2 separate regions of the Homo sapiens genome follow, and region 2 is linked to region 1. Evidence: read pairs that join two places in POLR2A ChIA-PET (ENCODE). Cell type or tissue: PC-9. All regions are shown on one strand. Each heading gives the region's core, and the rest is flanking DNA. Links, peaks and the distances in the headings are about the cores only.

What was found. ChIA-PET counts read pairs that join two places held together with the same protein. Peaks named below come from ENCODE experiments on the same cell type or tissue, not always from the same donor. Only the 100,000 strongest peaks of a DNase experiment are listed, where the experiment ranks them.
Region 2: POLR2A ChIA-PET joins it to region 1 with 8 read pairs; 1 of 35 experiments calls an interaction of 5 or more read pairs at or near these places.

What each region holds. Positions count from the first base shown.
Region 1 is chr9:33,940,386-33,945,767 of GRCh38, reverse strand. UBAP2 (ubiquitin associated protein 2) reads left to right here. Exons shown (of 29, transcript NM_001370062.2): 14 at 1,129-1,403; 15 at 2,179-2,348; 16 at 3,906-4,119. Among named protein-coding and RNA genes, the nearest start is that of SNORD121B, 8.7 kb to the right of the region's middle. In PC-9, for the core only: no CTCF peak of the experiment used is centred there; a DNase peak (open chromatin) is centred at 2,877; H3K27ac peaks cover 1,188 bases.
Region 2 is chr9:33,326,655-33,332,036 of GRCh38, reverse strand. NFX1 (nuclear transcription factor, X-box binding 1) reads right to left here. Exons shown (of 24, transcript NM_002504.6): 10 at 3,359-3,456. Among named protein-coding and RNA genes, the nearest start is that of NFX1, 39 kb to the right of the region's middle. In PC-9, for the core only: no CTCF peak of the experiment used is centred there; DNase peaks (open chromatin) are centred at 1,886 and 2,676; H3K4me3 peaks cover 352 bases; H3K27ac peaks cover 4,226 bases.

The DNA.
Region 1 (5,382 bases), core at 305-5,304:
TATGAAGTAGCTCTTTGAACATTAATGTGAGACACTCAATGGAAATTAAATGATTTGTGAGACAGTAAGGTATATAGTGTGTGTATATATATGTCTGTCTGTCTGTCTGTCTATATATATTGTGATATAGTATCTCTGAAAGAGACATTCAGGAAAACCGGGTACAGTGTTTGCCTTTGTGGAGCAAGTATGGGAGAGTGGTGTGGAAGAGAAACATAATATTCGTCATACATATTCTTGTATCTATTGGATTTTGTTTTTTGTTTGTTTGTTTGTCACCCAGTCTGTCACCCAGGCTGGAGTGCAGTGGCGCCATCTCAGCTCACTGCAAGCTCCGCCTCCCGGGTTCACGTCATAGGGCCTGCCTCAGCCTCCCGAGTAGCTGGGACTACAGGTGCCCACCACCACACCCGGCTAATTTTTTTGTATTTTTAGTAGAGATGGGGTTTCACCATGTTAGCCAGGATGGTCTTGATCTCCTGACTTCGTGATCTGCCTGCCTCGGCCTCCCAAAGTGTTGGGATTACAGGCGTGAGCCACTGCGCCCAGCCATCTTTTGGATTTTGTAACATCATATATATATATATATCAATTAGTCCAAAAACTTAATAAGTTTTTTTTTTTTTAATTTTTGGATGAAGACATGGTCTTGTTTTGTCATCCAGGCTGGAATGCAGTGGTGCAATCATAGCTCACTGCAGCCTTGTACTCCTGGGCTAAAGCAATCCTCCCACCTCAGCCTCCCAAAGTGCTGGCATTATAGGCATGAGTGACTGTGCCTGGCTCAAATTTTTAACAGTTATGTAGAAAATCCATAAAATAATAAAAGTATGATTCTCTGTTAGCTAATGGTCAGGTGTGTATAGCACCATAATATTGTTCTCACGAGTTCATCACTCCCTATGCTTAAACATAAACCAAATCTCTCTGGATAGGAAACAAGGTGTGTACCCATTTAGGAACTTTTCCCGTTTATCATAAATGAAGTGTTACACATAGTGTGTGTAAAACCTAAGAAATTCAACTGGAAATGATTTGGAGAAATTGGTGGTAATAGAACACTTCATGTTCTATTGAAGAACATTGTGAAGCCATTATGCCTCATTAATTGCTGCTTACTTTTTTTAGACTTCAAATCTCAACCTGAGCCATCCCCAGTTCTTAGCCAGTTGAGCCAGCGACAACAGCACCAGAGCCAGGCAGTCACTGTTCCTCCTCCTGGTTTGGAGTCCTTTCCTTCCCAGGCAAAACTTCGAGAATCAACACCTGGAGACAGTCCCTCCACTGTGAACAAGCTTTTGCAGCTTCCCAGCACGACCATTGAAAATATCTCTGTGTCTGTCCACCAGCCACAGCCCAAACACATCAAACTTGCTAAGCGGCGGATACCCCCAGCTTCTAAGGTGGGCATTTCATCATGAAGTCACCGTCCTAAAGCTGGAATTATTTTTACATTCAGCTCTAGTGGGATACTAAGTTTTGGAAACTGGGGTACAGTGTTTTTCAAGCACATAGCTTATTGATTGCATAATAAGGATATGGCCATTTCTGAGTGACCAGACTAGTATTAGAGGGAATGGGTTTGTGCTGAGAGCCACAGATCCTTATTTCAAGTACAGATTTGAAGATCTGGCTCAGAGAACTGTTGTTCTTGAGGGTTTTGCTGTATCCCATAGTTGGAGGATGCATGGTTCCTTGACCAGGTGATACTTTCATCATTGGTGAGTCCCCAAAAATAGAGTAGTCAGCTCAGTGTTCACTTCCCACCCACCATCACAACTCCCCCGCATTGCTCTTAGATGCAGGTGGTGATATTAATGCCAACCATTCCTGTTTAACTTTTAATTTCTCCTTTTTTTTTTTAAATGAGACAGGGTCTCGCCGTGTTGTCCAGGCTGGTCTTGAACTCCTGGGTGCAAATGATCCTCCTGTCTTGGCCTCCCAAAGTCCTGGGATTACAGGCATGAGCCACCATGCCCAGCCAACTTTTAATTTTTCTTAGCTTGTTTTTTTTCTTTCTCTTTTTAGAAAAGTCTTAGCCTATTTTCTCCTTGTTTCTCACTCCTTCTTCTTGCCAGTATTGCCTGGGAACCTAAATGCTTGTTTGGCTCTGTTATAGGCCTTTGTGACCTGGAATCTGTGACCTCTGTTCCTGACACGACAGCTTTGCTTTTTCAGATCCCAGCTTCTGCAGTGGAAATGCCTGGTTCAGCAGATGTCACAGGATTAAATGTGCAGTTTGGGGCTCTGGAATTTGGGTCAGAACCTTCTCTCTCTGAATTTGGATCAGCTCCAAGCAGTGAAAATAGTAATCAGATTCCCATCAGCTTGTATTCGAAGTCTTTAAGGTACTGAATTTAGTCCTTTGTTATGAAGCAAAATAGACCCTAAGAGAGATCAACTGGTGGAAAAGAATACATCCTGTGGTAATAGCTATCCTCAGTGTTTATCCAGACCTTCCATCATCTCCATAAGAAACCCCATACCTGTAGCAGACAGTCTCAGTTTCTTCATTGCCCTGCCCCTTAGCAACCAATAATCTGTCTCTGGATTTGCCTACCTGGACATTTCATATAACTGGAATCTTGGAATATGTGGCCTTTTATGTCTGATCTTTCACTTAGTGTAAGTTTTCGAGGTACACCCATGTTTAATGTATCATTTTTATTGCCAAATATTTCATTGTGTTGATAATACCACATTTTATTCATTCATTAGTTGGTGGACATTTGGGTTGTTTGCTCTTTTTGACTATAGTGAATGATGCTGCTATGGACATTTGGTTTCAAGTTTTGCATGCTTTCAGTTCTTTGGGATGTATATCCCAGGAGTAGAGTTGCTGAGTCATATGGTAACTTAACCATTCAGGAAACTCCCATACTGTTTCCACTGTGGCTGTAGCATTTGACATTCCTACCAGTAGTCTATGAGGGATCTAATTTCTCCACATGTTTGCAGCAGTCATTTTCCTTCAGTGGAATATTTTATAAATACAAAATCTCAGATTTTAGTTTTCTTTTCTTTTCTTTTTTTTTTTTTTGAGATAGGGTCTTGCTCTGTTGTCCAGGCTGGAGTGCAGCAGCATGCTTGGCTCGCTGCAACCTCTGCCTCCCAGGCTCAAATGATCCTCCTGCCTCAGACTCCTGAGTATCTGGGATTACAGGCGTGCACCACCATGCCCAGCTAATTTTTAAATATGTTTTGTAGAGACAGGGTTTCGTCATGTTGCCCAGACTGGCCTCAAACTCTGGAGCTCAATGAATCTGCCTGCATCAGCCTCCCAAAGTGCTGGGATTACAGGCATGAGCCACCGGCCTGGCTGACTTTGTTGTTGTTGTTGTTTTAGTTTTTTCACATTCCAGAGGCAAAACCTGATATTTGTTTAAGTTTCCTTTTTAAAGATGGTCTCAAACACCTGGATTCCTTAAAGAATCTTCTTATTTTTTTTCTTTTTTTCTAGACAGAGTCTTGCTCTGTCGCCAGGCTGGAGTGCAGTGGCGCGATCTTGGTTCACTGCAACCTCTGCCTCCCGAGTTCAAGTGATTCTCCTTTCTCAGCCTCCAGAGTGGCTGGGATTACAGGTGCCCACTGCCACGCCCTGCTAATTTTTGTATTTTTAGTAGAGACGGGGTTTCACCATGTTGGCAAGGATGGTCTCGATCTCCTGACCTCCGGATCCGCCCACCTCTGCCTCTCAAAGTGCTGGGATTACAGGCGTGAGCCACCGCACGCAGCCTAAGTATTCTTAAAGATGTCCCCCTATCTCTCAGTTAAATTAGGTGGGTCTCATTTGGGATAATAAATTGATGCAGTAGTTGCATCTCGTGAAGCTGTTTATGTTTTTTTTTTTTTATGAAGCTATTTAAAGTAACAAAATTATGTTGAATATTTTTGACTCTTTTCAGTGAGCCTTTGAATACATCTTTATCAATGACCAGTGCAGTACAGAACTCCACATATACAACTTCCGTCATTACCTCCTGCAGTCTGACAAGCTCATCACTGAATTCTGCTAGTCCAGTAGCAATGTCTTCCTCTTATGACCAGAGTTCTGTGCATAACAGGATCCCATACCAAAGCCCTGTGAGTTCATCAGAGTCAGCTCCAGGAACCATCATGGTAAGTGGTATTTTAGTTTTTTTCTCAGAAGATGTCCGTCTTATTTGGAAATTAATGTTTGGTTAAATTATGCTTCTTGGATATGATTTTATTTTACAAATTGACTAACCTTTTGAGTAGAATCCTTATAGTTCATTGAGTTTGTTTATAGTGGGCATCTCTAGCACCCATGCTCTTGAGTGTGTGGATAGATCTGCAGGTTCATACACTTTGTGGAGAAAACCAAGCATGCGTGTAGTATGAGCACTTTGGCTGTAGTACTGGGTACTTCTACATTGTCTGAAATATCTCTGAATATTTCATGTACTGCTTTCTCTCTGATTGCCCCATTTGCTTTGAATGTATTTGCTTCTTCATCACTGTTAGGTATTTTTGTGTTAAAATTATGTATTTTCTACCTAGTTTTTGTTAATAATACTGGACTATAGATAAAGGAACCAGATCTATTTTTGATATAGTTTTAAAGTTTTACCCTTCTAGATTCTTGCTAACTGCATATCTGATGGTCATTGCCAGTTGTATTGCTTTCTGTTAAGTTGAGATGTACCAATATCTCCTGAGAATCTTAGAAAGAAACTTAAAAAAGAACAAGTATACACATTTCATGTCACACTAGTAATACTTGAACATCATTCTGTCCCAGGAAATTAAAATAATATGGATGACACTACAGGCATACCTTGGAGATACTGCAGGTTGTTTTATACCACTGCAATAAAGAAAGTTGCGCTAATTTTTTGGTTTCCTAGTGCATATAAAAGTTACAATGTGGATATCTTAATTAAAGATACTTTATTGATAAGAAATGCTAAAAATTAATATGTGAGCATTCAGTGTGAGCAATTCTGTGGATTGTTTGTTTTTTGGGGGAGTACAGGTTCTTGCTTTGTCACCCAGGTTAGAGTCCAGTGGCGCGATCACAGCACACTGCAGCCTTGACCTCCCGGGCTCAGTGAGTCCTCCCACCCTAGCCTCCCAAAGAGCTGGGACTACAGACATGCATTGCCATGTCTGGCTGACTTTTGTATTTTGTTTAGAGACGGGGTATCACCATGTTGCCCAGTCTGATCTTGAACTGCTGGGTTCACGCAATCCACCTATCTTGGCCTTCTTCCAAAGTGCTGGGATTATAGGGTGAGCCACTACACTGGGCTCTTTGTTCCTTTTATCACTTGACATTATTTTGTAAATATGACATGATAGCTTAGGATTTCAGCTCAACAACTCTGTATGTCCAAGGTTTCTGAGTAAATTTTTAAGCCA
Region 2 (5,382 bases), core at 159-5,158, 610 kb after region 1:
ACACTTCAGAGCACACCTGATAATATCACAAAACTACAGCAAAGTGAAATAAAGCAGGATCTTTGGTTTGGCCTCTAAAGTTTGGTTTCCACTACATGTGAGTGGTCTAAAAGGTCTATCACGTAATTTTGCTAAGGCATGATCCTAAAAATCGTGTGTAGTGATGATGGTGTGTGGGAAGGAAGTCAGTCACTTGGGGTAGAATGAGTCTGGCTAGCTGCCCGGCTTCTACATCTGATTTTGGCTTTGATGTCATTTACAGGTTGCCATGTACTCAGAAATGAGAAAAATGACTTTAAAAGTCCCCTCTTCGTAAAAATTATCCTGAAAAAAAAAAAAAAAGCAGCTACTGAAGTTGATAACAGATGTGAAGAAGTCTAAGCAATAAAAGGTTCTTGGCTGGAAAATATACATTTCAGATAAAAAATGAGGTGTCTGGGATTGATGATATGAAAAAGTTCCCTATATGCTCTCTACAGATATAAAGCAAAAGTGACTCATGAAACTGAGTTAATGCTCCCATCAGTGAACACTGGATTATATGGAAGAAATGATATGCAGGAGTGGTTATCTACAATTGTCAGGAAAGGCAGAACTCCCATAAATTCCTGCACATGAATTACCATAAAGACTTAAATATAGCATGCTTTATGAAGACATAGACACAGCATACATTTATCAGAATCCCACCAAAGTGATGAAATGAAAACAACCTTTGAAGTTTTAAGAAATGTTTTATTTATCTAGAAAACTCACTTCTGTGGAAAAGCCCATTCCATTACCAAAACCATGTCATGAAAAATCCATATTCATGAAAAATCTAGTTAAACAATGAGGTGATAATTATCAGCTTATTTTTTTTATTTTTTTTTTGAGACAGTCTTGCTCTGTTGCCCTGGCTGGAGCGCAGTGGTGCAATCTCGGTTCACTGCAAGCTCCACTTCCTGGGTTCACACCATTCTCCTGCCTCAGCCTCCCGAGTAGCTGGGACTACAGGCGCCCACCACCGTGCCTGGCTAATTTTTTGTATTTTTAGTAGAGACGGGGTTTCACCATGGTCTCAATCTCCTGACCTCATGATCCGCCCACCTCAGCCTCCCAAAGTGCTGGGATTACAGGCGTGAGCCACCACACCCAGCCAATTATCAGCTTTTTGAAGAGTTTTTTTTTTACTTTGTCAAACAGGTTTAACAGAGTTTGTATTGACAGTGAGCTCCTCCTGCAATTTAAGGACTTCTACTTGCAAAAATTCAACTTACACATAGCTTTTCAAGAATACACTCACTGCCATGGAGTCCACTATTAGAGGGAGTGAGGACAAAGAGTCAATGAGAAGCAAGAAAACGTAGAGATAGAAAGAGGGATTGTGGGAGAATGAAGAAAACTGACAGCAGCCACTTCCAGCTTACATGTCCCAACCCTGCTTACAATTTTCAGTCACACAGATCACAAAGAGCATCTCTGGGCATTACTAAATTTATGATTGCCAAATCACAGCATCTCAGTCTTTAATACAGTATTTACAAAGTACAAAAGTGGTCCCATACCTGACATTCAAAAATGCCTCTGTTATCCTATGTATATTGTAATTTCTTTCAGGAAAAAACCCATATATGATTACACAACTTTTGTAACATGTAAATTATACTACTTTTCCCTTTTTTCTGAAGTTTTCCTATTAAACTAGCTTCCCATTTATGGACTATATCCTCAGAATTATTCGCAAGTCAGATGCTGCCAGACCCTGCATTGTGTTTAACAGAACCAACGGTTCACAATTCTGTCTCCACCCTGGCTTGTACTCTACTGGGACAAATGTTGATATACACTAAAATGACTAAGTAGGTCAAAGAGCAGGATAAATCAACACTCAGTGTGTTCCCCAAGCTGAATCACCCGAAGACTTTTTATAACATAAAGTCTGATGAAAACTATCCAAGGTAGGCTGGGCACAGTGGCTCACGTCTGTAATCCCAGCATTTTGGGAGGCTGAGGCGGGTAGATTACCTGAGGTCAGGAGTTCAAGACCAGCCTGGCCAACATGGTGAAACCCCACCTCTACTAAAAATACAAAAATTAGCCAGGAGTGGTGGTGCACACCTGTAATCCCAGCACTTTGGGAGGCTGAGGCAGGAGGATCACTTGAGGTCAGGAGTTTGAGACCAGCCTGGCCAACATGGCAAAATCCCGTCTCTACTAAAAATACAAAAATTAGCCGGGTGTGATGGCATGCACCTGTAATTCCAGCTACTCCAGAGGCTAAGGCATAAGAATCACTTGAATCTGGGAGGTGGAGGCTGCAGTGAGCCAAGACTGCGCCTCTGCACTCCATCCTGGGTGATGGAGTGAGACTCTGTCTCAAAATAAATAAATAAAATTAAAAAAAAAAAAAGAAAAATAAAAACCATCCAGGCTTTCACCAGAAAGTAGAAACTGACAAAACAGATGTACAGTGAAGAATTAAACCTTACTTAAAGAGAGTCTGGCCTTTGTGCTTGGCTTCTGAGAGGTAATCTCTAAGCCTAGTGGAATGCCATGCCTGATATAAGTGTCATTGTTTGCCTGGAGTCTTGAGTCACTGGATAGTCCAATTACGTGATTTAGGAGCAGGCTGGCCACACTGGATAGTTTTAGGGCAGGGGTTTTGGGTCACATGGTATCGGTACACCTCGGGAGAGACTGGAGACTGAGATTAGCCACATGGGCAGTCAACTATGATTGCACAATAGAGCACCAATAAAAACTGAACACACAGGTCTGGGTGAACTTTCCTGGTTGGCAATATTCCATGTATGCTGGCACACACTGAAGCGGAGAGAGTAATACTTTCCTGACTCCACAGGGAAAGGACAAATGAAGTTCCACCTTTGGTATTTTTTTGGACTCTGTCCTACATACTTCTTCCCTTGGCTGATTTAATCTGTATCCTTTTCCTTGTAATAAAACTGTAACCTCCTTGTAGTAAAGCTCTAACCATGAGTGTAACCACCAGCAAGTTCGGTGAGTCCTTTTATCAAATTATCAAGCCTCGCAGGTGGTCTTAGGGACCACTGAACTTTCAATTGGTATCAAAAGTTGGTGCCACAAGTGGGTGGTCATATGGACTGTGTTTCCTCTAACTTCTTAGTTGGCTGACTCCTTGCAACAGTGCTACTGTTCCCCTTTTCAGACTATCACACCTGTATTTGGTAGAGTGATCTGTATATTTGCCTTATCCCACTATAGGCCTCTGGACCTTGAGTGCCACAACCACTTCCCATACCTAATCTACTGAGGTTATTTTGATTCCTCCCCTCCCATAATCACCATTTTAAAGAAAACATTGATGGCAACAACTCTAGCATTGTTTAGGATTTACCTTTGTTCTGAAAGAGCATCTGCAGGAAATAACTGATGTGCGAGAGCATGGTCCACAGTCTCCTTCATGGCAGAGCTTTTCACAGGTATGAATGAAATCTTTAATAAAAACGAAAAGAGCTGGAAATGAAAACTGCAACTACTCATTTTCATACTCCCAAATTTGCTAGCCACACTGGTCTTCCCCTCCATGCCCTGCAACTCCAGAATCAGAGTTGAGGGAAGTATGCAGTCAATGCTTCTTCCCTATCTTCCCTTCATCTGGCAGACTGGGCCTTTTCTGACAACTTCAGGGCCCAGCTTAGACACTGGAATATGCTTTAAAGTATACGACGATTTGCCTAAGTCAAAAAAAGGCCAAGTGTGGTGGCTCATGCCTATAATTCCAGCACTTTGAGAGGCTGAGGTGGGAGGATCGCTTGACCCCAGGAGCTCGAGATCACCTGGGAACATGGTGAAACCCTGTGTCTACCAAAAAAAAAAAAAGCACAAAAACAAGAAATTAGCCAGGAGTGGTGATGCAGGCCTACAGTCCCAGCTACTCAGGAGTCTGAGGTGGGAAAATCTCCTGAGCATGGGACGTTGAGGCTACAGTGAACTGTGATCGCACCACTGAACTCCAGTCTAGGTGACAGAGCAAGACCCTGTTTCAAAACAAATAACAAAAACACAGAATAAATCTTCTTTTTCCTCAGGCCCCACATCTCCAGTGTAGACTTGAATCTCCCTAAAACTGTAGCCATGGATGACTTTAGTGGAATGCTGTCGACTCTGAAAGTCATCTGGGGATTATAAATAATCAGAAGCCATGATCCACAGTCTGACTGACTAGAGCTCTGTGAATGTCTGGTGGTGCCTGCATCCATGCTGCTAAACTAGGTTTAGGACAAGTCCTGTTTCCAGGACCCTATGGGGATCACCTGGGGTCTCTTATGGCTACTGTTTACATGGTGTACTTTTTCTATTCTTTAACTTTCAGCCTCATTGTATCTTTGACTATAAAGATTGTCTCCATGGCCTGGTGCGGTGGCTCACGCCTGTAATCCCAGCACTTTGGGAGACCGAGGTGGGCAGATCATGAGGTCAGGAGTTTGAGACCAGCCTGACCAACATGGTGAAACCCTGTCTCTACTAAAAATACAAAAAAATTAGCCAGGCGTGGTGGCGCCCACCTGTAATCCCAGCGACTCAGGAGGCTGAGGCAGGAGAATCGCTTGAACCTGGGAGGCGGAGGTTGCAGTGAGCCAAGATCATGCCACTGCACTCCAGCCTGGGCAACAGAGCAAGACTCCATCTCAAGAGAGCATATAGTTGGATCTTGTTTTTTAAATCCAGTCTAAAAAATTTCTGCTTTTGGCTGGGTGCAGTGGCTCATGCCTGTAATCCCAGCACTTTGAGAAGCCAAGGTGGGAGGACTGCTTGAGCCTAGGAGTTCGGGATCAGCCCAGGAAATAGAGTGAGATTCCACCTCTATAAAAAATAAATAAATCAAAACTCAAAAATATCTGCTTTTGCTCAATCCATTCACATTTAATGTTACTGTTATAGCTGGATTTATGTTCGTCTTTTTTAGTTTTCTGTAAGTCTCATGTCTTTTTTGTTATTCTAATACTCCTTTCCTATTTTCATTTGCATTTTGTCAATATTTTTTATAGTGTAATTCCCTTAATTATATTTTTCACTAAATGTTTTGAGTTATTTTCTTAATGGTCCCTCTAGGGCTTACCATATACATCTTATCAGAATCTACTTCAGATTTATACTAACTCCAGTAAGATACAGAAGGTTTACCCTTACACAGCTCTATTCTTCTCCCCTTTTGTGCAGTTATTGTTATACATATCACATCTATATGTTATAAACCCAATACTACTTTGTTAGAACTTTATATAATGTTATATCTATTAAAGAAGCTGAAAAAGATAACAAATATATATATTTATAGCTTTATTAATTTTTGGAGACAGGGTCCCACTCTTGTCACTCAGGCTGGAATGCAGTGGCATGATCATAGCTGACTGCAGT